Linked DNA regions of Homo sapiens: region 1 is linked to region 2. A link is a loop called in an ENCODE intact Hi-C map of the cell type or tissue named here. Cell type or tissue: prostate gland. All regions are shown on one strand. Links, peaks and the distances in the headings refer to the core of each region. The heading gives the core; the rest is flanking DNA. Region 1 overlaps RALGPS2 (Ral GEF with PH domain and SH3 binding motif 2). Region 2 holds the start of LOC102724754 (a long non-coding RNA gene).

What was found. A loop is a pair of places that touch in the nucleus more often than their neighbours do. Peaks named below come from ENCODE experiments on the same cell type or tissue, not always from the same donor. Only the 100,000 strongest peaks of a DNase experiment are listed, where the experiment ranks them.
Region 1: a loop joins it to region 2, with 2.1 times the contacts of the local background. A loop is called at or near these places in 26 of 110 quality-filtered maps.

What each region holds. Positions count from the first base shown.
Region 1 is chr1:178,861,823-178,867,203 of GRCh38, forward strand. All of the region lies in intron 8 of RALGPS2 (Ral GEF with PH domain and SH3 binding motif 2), which reads left to right. ANGPTL1 (angiopoietin like 1) reads right to left here. Exons shown (of 6, transcript NM_004673.4): 3 at 3,132-3,980. The coding sequence starts at 3,954. Among named protein-coding and RNA genes, the nearest start is that of ANGPTL1, 6.6 kb to the right of the region's middle. In prostate gland, for the core only: no CTCF peak of the experiment used is centred there; no DNase peak of the experiment used is centred there.
Region 2 is chr1:178,936,660-178,942,040 of GRCh38, forward strand. It overlaps LOC102724754 (a long non-coding RNA gene), which reads right to left and starts at 2,412. Exons shown (of 3, transcript XR_426873.4): 1 at 2,158-2,412; 2 at 1,300-1,417; 3 at 240-319. RefSeq lists an enhancer at 2,511-3,010. In prostate gland, for the core only: no CTCF peak of the experiment used is centred there; a DNase peak (open chromatin) is centred at 2,442; H3K27ac peaks cover 2,122 bases.

The DNA of each region.
Region 1 (5,381 bases), core at 60-5,059, 75 kb before region 2:
ATACACTGCATTTTCCTTTGGAAATCAAAGGGATTGAGGTTTGTTTGTTGTTGTTGTAGTTGTTGTTGTTGTTTGAGTCTCACTCTGTTGCCCAGGCTGGAGTGCAGTGGTGCGATCTCGGCTCACTGCAACCTCCGCCCCCCAGGTTCAAGTGATTCTCCTGCCTCAGCCTCCTGAATAGCTAGGATTACAGGCACGCACCACCATGCCCAATACTTTTTTGTATTTTTAGTAGAGACGGGGTTTCACCATGTTGGCCAGGCTGGTCTCAAACTCCTGACCTCAAGTGATCCGTCTGCCTCGGCCTCCGAAAGTGTTGAGATTACAGGCATGAGCCACCATGCCCGGCGAGGATATTAATAATGATAATCATTTACTTAATTTAATGATACTCTGGCCTATTGCTACTGTAACTTAGAACAGTATAAAATGAACAAATCCAATATGATATAACGTATTAAATTACTTTCATGAGGGTCTTTGGAATGACAATTTTAAGAAGCTCTATAAAAATGTCACCAAATCAACTAACACATATTTAGCAACTGCAGGTAAGACACTGTAACCATCTACCAGGAAGGAGCTTATAATATAGTTGGAAAGCCTCTTAGTTAGATGTATTCTGAGTGTATGTAAAGATAATTGATAATTTAAGAGGGACTATACAAAATGTCTTATGTATGTTACAGAGAGTAGAGGTATTCATGGAGAGGAACGATCACTTCAAACCTGTAGGCGTCAACAAGGGCCTCAAGGAGGAGTTGCATTTTTTTTATTTATTTATTTATTTATTTATTTATTTATTTATTTGGTTGGTTGGTTGGTTGGTTTGGCTTGAGCCTTATTCTTTGAGTAGGCAGAAAGCATGAAAATATTTAGGGGAAAATGAGTGAATTTGTTTTATTGGAACAGATGGTTTTTGTGAAGGAAACTAGTGGAAGGTCCGCTAGGAAAGTAGGCTTCATTCTTTAGGAGGACATTATTCTTAGCCAGACTAAGCAAATTGGACTTTTTCTGTTTGCAGAAGCAGATATGTGAGTAGTTTAAGAAGATGAATCTGCTGGCAATGTAAATATATTTTGATGGAGAGAGAAAACAGAGTTACACCAGTTGGCAAGCTATTACACAGTTCATAGTAAGAACTAACATTTGAGTGCCAGGCACTGTTCTAAGCACTCTTCAATTGTTAAATCTTATGCAGTAAATACTGTTATTCCCATTTCACAGGTAAGGAAACTGAGGCACAGATAATTTTCTTTCCCCTAAGATCACACAGCTGGTAGCCTATGGAGTCTCTGTCTTCTAGCTGCTGCTGTGGATCATTTGAATCTAAACAAGAGTTCTGGCTCTGAATAGAAATGAGGGACATGCACACAAGAGACCAAAAAGGGGACATGAGTAGAATTCAGTGGACTGTGTATGGGGCAGCTGGGGAAGTATCAAAGATGAGCCAAGCTTATTTGGAAATGGATGACAACATTAATCAAAACAGAGATGTTGAGATCAAATGGTGAAAAGACAGTTAACTGTCTTCCAGAAGCATTCAGACCAGCAAGGAGACAGACATAAATAAATAACTTCAGTGTAATATCATATAGAAAACATGTTTAAGAAATAGTCAGTGATTTGGGGAAAAAGCCACCTAGGTGTGTTTGTTTGAATCTAGGAAGTCATAACATCAGAGGTATTATTTGAGTTAAGCCTTGAGATCTGCTAAATTGACGACAGATAAGCTGAAAGAAGGTGTTTCAGTAAAGAAAGCAGTAGCATGTGAGGTAATGGTGAAATATCCAAATGCAAACGTCTAGCTTTGGTTAAATCAGGAGGGAGAGCTACATTCAGGAATCATCTGAGCAGTGGTGATACTTGAAGCCAAAATACTCTAAAGTAGAATATCTTGAAGAAAGACTTTAAGGCATAGAAGGAAGAAGATGCCAGTGAAGGACCTAAAGAAATAGGAAGTGAAGGAAGAATATTAAAATGTAGAAGGCCAGGAAAGCAGGGCTGTGAATAGCGAAGTGGTATTCACTGACAGAGAGATGAAACCACTTCATGATATATTTCTTTCTAGTCTTTAGTCTGTGTTTTTATTGTTATTGTTTAAAATTATTTCATAGTATATGTTTTATGTCCTGCCTTTTCAATAAGTGAATGAGCTGCAATTTATTTACTCGTTGCTTTGGGGCATTTGGGTTTTCCCTTCCACTCTAAGGAAGCAAATCAGCTTGTAAAGGATTCTGGGGAATGAGTTGTGAGAAAATGGATGCAAGTGTAAAATAAACATAAAATACTGAATTCAGAAAGTTAGCAGTGGGTTTAGTAAACTGAAACAAAGATGAATTATTCATCTTTGCTTTCTGGACACCTAGATCAGTGACTGACATTGAATGCATGAAGAGAGAAAGAAATGAAATTTAAAAGTAGAGTTTGGAATCATGCATGATCAATGCAATAGTTTTTTTTTATAATAATGAACATTTATATTTCTTAGGATACACAGTACTAATTGTTTAGCCTTGGAAAATAGGAGGGATACCTTTTCTTGAGGCTGACGGCAAGAAGGCATGGCTTTTGTACAGATGCTTTCAAGATAAGAAAGAACAAAACCCAGGACCTGATTAGACTTACTCAGTATAGTAGTAGTTGAGTCATCTGCTGAGAGTGGAGATAATGAGGTGTAATTACAGCTTGAAGAGAGTGAAAGCAAAATTTTACATGTTTCTTTTGAAGAAGATGATGTACAAGCAGCAGGAAGTAAATAAAAGAATTGTCGGGTAGCAGCGACGACCTAGCTAGAAGCTGATAGGATGGTTATGGTGCACAGGAGTGGTTCGGAGTGGAGCATGTACTTATTCCTGTCTCAAGAATAGTAGCCCCTCGATCATAAGAATTTGGATGGAAGACTGGTTTTTTTCACAGAATACATTAAGTTTTTATAAACTCCTGGAACTTCAGAGCTGGAAGAGGAGATGTATTTAAGTTCAATTCTTGATATTAATAAAAAACAATAGAAATTTTAATGTACATATATAACATCGCAAAATGAATAAGCATTTATTATGAGCATTGTTTCATAAGGCATAAAAATATAAACCTCATACTCCCACTTTTTACAGTAAGAGGTAACTCACCTTCATTGATGAAAGTTACCGGTGGTATCTTGAAAGGGCTTTTGGTGGGAGAAGTTGCCAGATCAGGTGGTGGCATTAAATCTCTGGGATAACCTGGATCCCTCTGAATCTCGTTACCTCCCAGCAGACCAGGAGTATACTGTTGGCTGTTAGGAATATGTTGTGGCACCACCTGGACAAGTGGGGGAGACACATGGGTGTCTTGTCGGGAAAATATCCTCAAGCACTGTTCTTCCAACAAAGTGATCATCACAGATTGGTTATTGACAAGATCAGTCAAGGAAGCGTATTTCACCTCTAGTTCCCTGTATCTTGTTGCCATCTTCAACATTTCTGTGGTGACATTGAGGATTTTGTTTTCCAGTTGGGAAAGTTCAAGTGAATTATCCCTCTTACGGATAATCTCATGTAATAATTGCATATAGAGTTGAGTAACACGAGAGTTCATGTTACGGCTTTCCTTTCTCAGCAGCTTTACCTCATTCACAATGTTTCCATCTACATCCACCACCAGTTGCAGAACATCTATCTCCCGCTTCTGCCTGGAGAGCACATCCTTCAGGTTTTCAAGGTCCATCCTGGTGATCATGTCTTTAATGGTACTTGCATCTTGCCCCTTGGTGTTGACACAGATTGGCCCTGTTATTCTTTGTTCAGGTACCAGGAATGTGTATGCACATTTCTTTGCTTCCTCTTTACCATCTGTGGCACGAGGGTATCTTCTCTGGTTTATTTTTTTAATTTTGAATTGTCCACCTCTGCAATGTCCAGTGTCCACTAGTAGGAAGAATAGCACACCTAGGGTCCAGGTAAAAGTCTTCATTTTGAAATGAGGTTGTAAAATGATGTCTTTTGAAAAACAAATCAGTGAAGGAGAAAAAGCAAAAAGAATTCATATTAATCTATGTTAAAGTCAGTAATCTTAAAAACTATCTGAGGGAAAAACTGAATATTTATTGGTGTTAATAGATTAGGCTAGAATTAACTTTATTAATTTCTTAAATTTAATATTAAGTTGTAATACTTTGGCATTTGTTTAAAGATTAGGTTTCAGAGAATAACTCTTCCAGCTACCACCTTATTGTAATCCTTTTTGTTCCCCAGTTTATTGAGCAGATTTTGGTCAGTGTCTACTCTGTGCAAAGATACGCTGCTAGTGCTGTTGAGGCTTTTGAGACCCTGATAAGATAGCTTTCTTACCTTTAAAAAGCTCACTGCCTTAAGACTATGAAAATGGTACACAGTGTTTGTAAGGCATTAATTAAAACATTCTTGCCTAACTAGTATTAAAATTACCAGGTGACTTTACTAGCCAATGTTTTAGATTCATACCATGCAATTCCAATTAAATTGATCCTCTGTAATAAATTATGTCATCTTCATTAAAATGTTCAATAAAGTTAAAGATTTTAGGGAAATCTAAACCCAGATAGTTTTAGCATCACATGCTTTTTATTTTTATAGCATCTCCTTTTGGGATTAGTGACAGGTTTTAGAATGATAGAATGCTCACAGTCATTGTGGGTAATTATATTTCCTGAACTGTAATTATATGTACTCTGAGCTTATAGATAATTCAGCAGGTTTGTTCTTCTAACAGAAGTCCTACTGAACTGTATTTTAGTAAAATGTTAGTAATTTTCTACAACCATTACCAAGGAAAGAAACTTGTCTGTAATTGAATATGAATGTCAGAGTTGGAAATGCCTTAGAGACCCTGTCATTCAAGAACCTCTTTGTACTCTGTGCATGTTGAAGGCTAAGGCCACACAAGGATTAGAACCAGGTCTAGATCGGATTCTCTGACCCATAGTCAGTATTTATAGAAGCAGCACCTATACTAAAATATGTGCTTAGAATGTTTCGTTTTTGCTGTAGCAGATGAGAAATACTTCTTTATAGTACAAATTCTTCTGAGGAAACAGTTTCAAGAGCCAAGACTTTTTCCTTTCTCTCTAGTTACCTCCCACAAGAGTAGCAGAAGTAGAATGGGTAAGGTATGTTCACTCTGTCAGATCTACTAACGAGCTGGTCTATTACAGGCCACCTTTTCACTCTTGCGAACTTCATACCTATCTGCCATTTTTGAAGGATGGCAGTGGATACCCTAAGACAGAGCTTTTCTGTCCAAATTTCCACATAAGTACCTGTTTCTTGATTTAAGAAACCAGCTCCTAAGTTGTTTATGCCTGTTGTTAATAACAACACAATAACAGTAATTAATATTTATTGAGTGCTTGTTCAGTGTTA
Region 2 (5,381 bases), core at 156-5,155:
CTCATGATAACAGAGTTCCTTCTAGCCTACTTCAGTTGTAGTCAGCCCTAGCTACTATAACAAAATACCATAGACTGGGTGGTTTAAACAACACACATTTATTTCTCACAGTCCTGGAGGCTAGAAAATCCAACATCAAGATACCAGCAGATTCTGTTTGGGTGAGGGCTCTTGGCTTGCAGACAGCCACCTTCTCACTGTATCCTCACGTGGTGGGGAGAGTGAGCTCTGGTCTCTTCCTCTTCTTATAAGGACACTAATCCAGTAATGGAGGTCCCACCTTCATGCTCTCATTTAAATCTGCCAGAGGCACCACCTCCTAATAAATACCATCACACTGGGGGTTAGGGCTTCAGTATATGAATGGCAGGGGCACATTCAGTCCATAGCAAATGCCCACCAGGTTCTGCTATACCAGATATTTTCTATTAAGTGGAGAAACTGTAGATAGTTTTCTTTTTTTTTTTTTTTTTTTTTTTTTGAGACGGAGTCTCGCTCTGTCGCCCAGGCCGGACTGCGGACTGCAGTGGCGCAATCTCGGCTCACTGCAAGCTCTGCTTCCCGGGTTCACGCCATTCTCCTGCCTCAGCCTCCCGAGTAGCTGGGACTACAGGCGCCCGCCACCGCGCCTGGCTAATTTTTTGTATTTTTAGTAGAGACGGGGTTTCACCTTGTTAGCCAGGATGGTCTCGATCTCCTGACCTCATGATCCACCCGCCTCGGCCTCCCAAAGTGCTGGGATTACAGGCGTGAGCCACCGCGCCTGGCCAACCGTAGATAGTTTTCAGTACACATACAACCATTTTGGTTTTGGGGGCCCAAACAAAAGGTGGTACAGAAAGTTTGTTTTCTAACCAGCTTATTAAATGAGTTTCAAGTACAGAGTAAAGAAAATTAATGTAACTAAATCTTGGGACATGATTTTACTGAGGATTGTCCAGGGTCTTTTGAGGCCGCAATTAGAGATGAGACCAGACCTTTCCATTCCTCATCTGCTCTGCTGGACTCCAGAGCACTGCCTTCCTCCAAAAAGGAAAATTAGAAACAAATTCTCAAGTGGTTTGATAGTAATTCAGCCCAGCAAATTTTACTTTCCATTAAAAGTCACCAGCTGTCATGTGCTTAGCTTTAAATGGAAATAACTTGCTCTCAAAAAACATTTTTCAGTTGATGTCACTTGTGAGTTTTATTTTCTCCTAATGAAAAATGGATTTGCATTAGTGCAACTTTGGGGACAGGAAACCCCTGGATGGAGGCCTGAGCTGGTGATCTGCCCCTGCCCTGAGGAAAGCTAATTACCGGCCGGCCAGCGTGGAAGATTGATGCTGCGGTCAGGAGGGGACTTTGGGGAACAGAGGGGAGGAGTGTTGATAATGGTCTGTCTTCTTTGCAGTGAGAGTCCCCACGGTGCTTCTTCCTTTAAAAAAAAAAGAAAAGAAAAGAAACGTAAAAAATGCTTTTAAGTGTTGAGATTTTGGAGAGGGCAGTGAATATTTTAACACGATTAATGTTTTTTAGGGAGGCAGCCCTTCTCAGCCTCTAATACTCCCGTGCTCAGAGCCTGTCACATCTGAGGCCTCATCCCTACAGAGCTCTCTGTGGAAGAAGACTCTCTGTGGCCCTCCACTGTGTTCAGGTGCCTCCCAGAATCTCTTGTCGGTGACAGCTGGAATGATCTCTTCATGACCCTCAAGAACAAAACAAAGAGAATCTCTCGACTGAAGCTCCTTGAAGGCTGAACTAGTCCCTTACGCAGTCCTGCCTCTGTGGCACCTCACAGGAGAGCCAGGACACTCAGGAGCCCCCTGCAGTGGTCCTGGCAGACAGAGGAGGCAGGAGGGCAACGCCTAGAACCCTCGGCTTTCCCTACTGGGAGCCCCTGGTCAGGGTGGGCAGAGCAGACTCTTGAAGAGTCATTCCAGCAGGGGCCTGACCCACTGAAAAGAATGAATGGAGAGACCAGAGACACTGGGAGCTGGTGGAACTGGGAAACAGAGAAAGGGAGAAGCCAACAGCCACAACATTCACAGGCCCCCAGACTGAAAGCTGGCAGTGTACTTAAAACCGTGTCCTTAAGTGGGCTGTCTTGCCTCACCGGTCCCCTACATACATGCACACGCATGCACATGCACACACACACAGGCATCACACACCCACCTCTGGGGCACTGTCCATGAATACAGCAGCACTCAAACCTGGGGCTATACCCAAGTGCCATCCCAGCCTAGGCAAAGCTTCCCTCAACCCCCTGTCTCCATGCTCACAGAAAGGGCTTAGAAGTGTCCAAGAATTTTTGAATAATGTTCTTGACAGACACCAAAGCTTTTTCCTCCTCCAGAGCGTGGAGGGCTGGGGCTGCCCCCAGGGAAGTCTCCCCTGGCAGCTCCTGTCTGAGCAGCTGGGGCCAGCTCCAGGAACACTAAATTCTGGCTGCGTTTCCAGTCAAGGCCGGGTTACTTTAGAATCCCTCTTCTCCCCCCTTGTCTTTTCAAGCAGGAGCCAGCCAAGGTATTCGTCATGTTTCCGAGCTACCCTGCTGCTTGATTTATGTGCACGCAGGGCTGGGACGAAGATGCCAGAGCGGGGTGAAGGCTAACCCCGAGGGTGAGGGGAAGTGGGGTGCTGGACTCTCCCGTCACCCCAGGGGCCACTGAAAGGGTCCCTGGTTTTTGTATCAACTGTGTTCAGCTCAAGGTTGGAGACCATGTGGACGCCACAGCCCCGGGAGCAGAGGAACAGAGACAACATGCTCTCCAGCTCTCTTGCTCTTGCTCTCTTTTTTGTGTCTCACACTGTGAGATCTTGGCCATAAAAGGAATGAAGCTTTGCTTGCCCTCTCACTGGGCTTCTCCTAAAAGGGCTTTCCGAAAAATTTCCAGCCTTCTCCTTCGGGACACTGGATGTGGTCTCTTTGGCCAAAGAGAAAACGAGTAACAGACGAAGCCCTTGCAGATGAGGAGGCCAAAACCGAAATGTTAATCACCTCGAAATATGTGCACTGCTCTCTCCAGTGCCTCGCTTGGCTCTCCTCAGAGGATCTTTGATGGGGGATTTTCCCCCTGGGGGTGGGGGATTTGCCATCAATATTTGGGAACACGTTTGAGGGTCCAACTTGCAATGACAAGATAATTGTCATTCAGTGTCTAACGTGCCTGTTGTGGTGACTCTGAATGGTTGAAATATTGATTGCAGCTCTTGGTTAAACTAATACTCCTACAACACTCCCATAAAAGCTCAAGATGCTGTCATCCAAAATGAATAAAAATGCCTCTTTTTATTCCACTGCATATGAAAACATGAGATCATTGGAATATATTTAGAGTGAGATTTGGCAGCCTATACATGTTTACAATTCTTGGACTCAAAGCTCTAACGTGAATCGGAGGCACTCTTTTTCGTCTTCGCCTTCTTTTCTTTCTCTAAGAAGGTGAATGCTGATTCCAAGAGTTCATAATCCCTTTTCTTCGTATTACCCAAAGTTAACCTTGCTAAGAGACTAATGACATCCTCAGTTCCAATGGCCAGCTAGAAAGCCTGAGCCTTGACGTGTTAATGCAATGATTCAACCACTGACGTGGCTCCTCACCATCCATCACCCAAGGCAAAGCCTCCACTGGGCTTGAGAAGATTATCCAAAAGTCCTGCCGTTTCCTCAAGTCTTTGAACCATGACTGGGTCTGATTCTATTGGATAGAAGTCTGCAATGCCTTAGGGTCAATGACTCTTGTTATTGCATAGATTTTGGTTTCTTTCTGAAGGAAAGCATGGAATCCTTCCTACTCCAGGAGGAAGGCAGGAACAGTGTGGAATCAACACAGATGCTGCCTGTGCTCTCCTTCCTTGTACTACCTCATCTCTAAGGGGCTGGTGCTTGACCCTGACTGCACATACGATCATCTGGACAGCTTTAAAAACACTGAGGCCTGGTCCCCAACCCCCAGCGATTCTGATTATATTGATCTAGGGCACGCCTGAGCACCAAAAGTTTTTTAAGGTGTTATACTCTATCTTATTTATGTATTTTGTTTTTTGTTTGTTTTTTGAGATGGAGTTTCACTCTTGTCACCCAGGCTGGAGTGAAATGGCACAATCTCAGCTCACTGCAACATCTACCTCCTGAGTTCAAGCAATTCTCCTGCCTCAGCCTCCCTACTAGCTGGGATTACAGGCATACGCCACCACGCCCAGCTAATTTTTGTATTTTTAGTAGAGACAGCATTTCACCATTTTGCCCAGGCTGGTCTCGAACTCCTGACCTCAGGTGATCCACCTGCCTCGGCCTCCCAAAGTGCTGGGATTACAGGTGTGAGCCACCACACCTGGCCCCTAATTATGTTTTTTAGAATTAACGTGCAGAGAAAAAAGATTTGGAAGAACAGTCACCAATATGTTAACTATCTCCAAGTAATAGAATTGAGAATTTTTATTCACTTATGTATTCTTCTGGGTGTCCTGAAAAATTTTTTGCAGCAAAGGACATTTCAACGAAACAAATTGATAGTATAAAGGAGGGGAAATGCTATTTTCCACTTAAAAGGAAGGAAGTTCAGGATACTCAAAATAGAACTCTTCATCTCCCTCCCTAACCTGACTCTCTTCCTGCATCCCCAGTTCTGAAAATAGCACCAGGTTCTCACCAGCCCACGTCCCACAGGCATCCCAGCCTCCTACCTTCCCTAAACCCATTCATCCAATTACTTACTAAGTCTCCACATGCAGCTTCCTTCATACTTAAATTTCCTGACTCCTGTTCACACAGGTGCCACGCCCACTGCCTCTCAGTTTGGGTTTCCACTACCTTGCTTGCTACCGATGGGGCTAGGCTGGCTCCTCAGCATGCTCTCCGCCTCCATGCGGGCACCCTGCAGCCGTGGTGATCTTCCCTGAAACCCACATCCGCTCCTGCCACGGGCCTGTTAAAAACCTGCAGTGGGGCTGGGCGCAGTGGCTTATGCCTGAAACCCCGCACTTTAGGAGGCCAAGGTGGGCGAATTGCCTGAGATCAGGAGTTTGAGACCAGCCAGGGCAACACGGTGAAACCCCGTTTCTACTAAAAATAAAAAAAATAAATTAGCTGGGCGTGGTGGTGCATGCCTAATGCCAGCTATTCAGCTATTGAGGCATGAGAATTGCTTGAACCCGGGAGGCAGAGGTTGCAGTGAGATCGCACCACTTCACTCCAGCCTGGGCGGTACAGCAAGACTGCCTCCAAAATAAATAAATACGAATAAAAACCCGCAGCGGCCTCCTCATTTCCAGAGCACACTGGAGCAACTTGCATGGCTTCCAAGGCCCTCCGTGATCCGATCCTGCCCACCTTCACAGGCTCCGGCCTTGCAGCCCTTGCCCTGCACCCTCCCACCCACCATGAGCAACAGCTG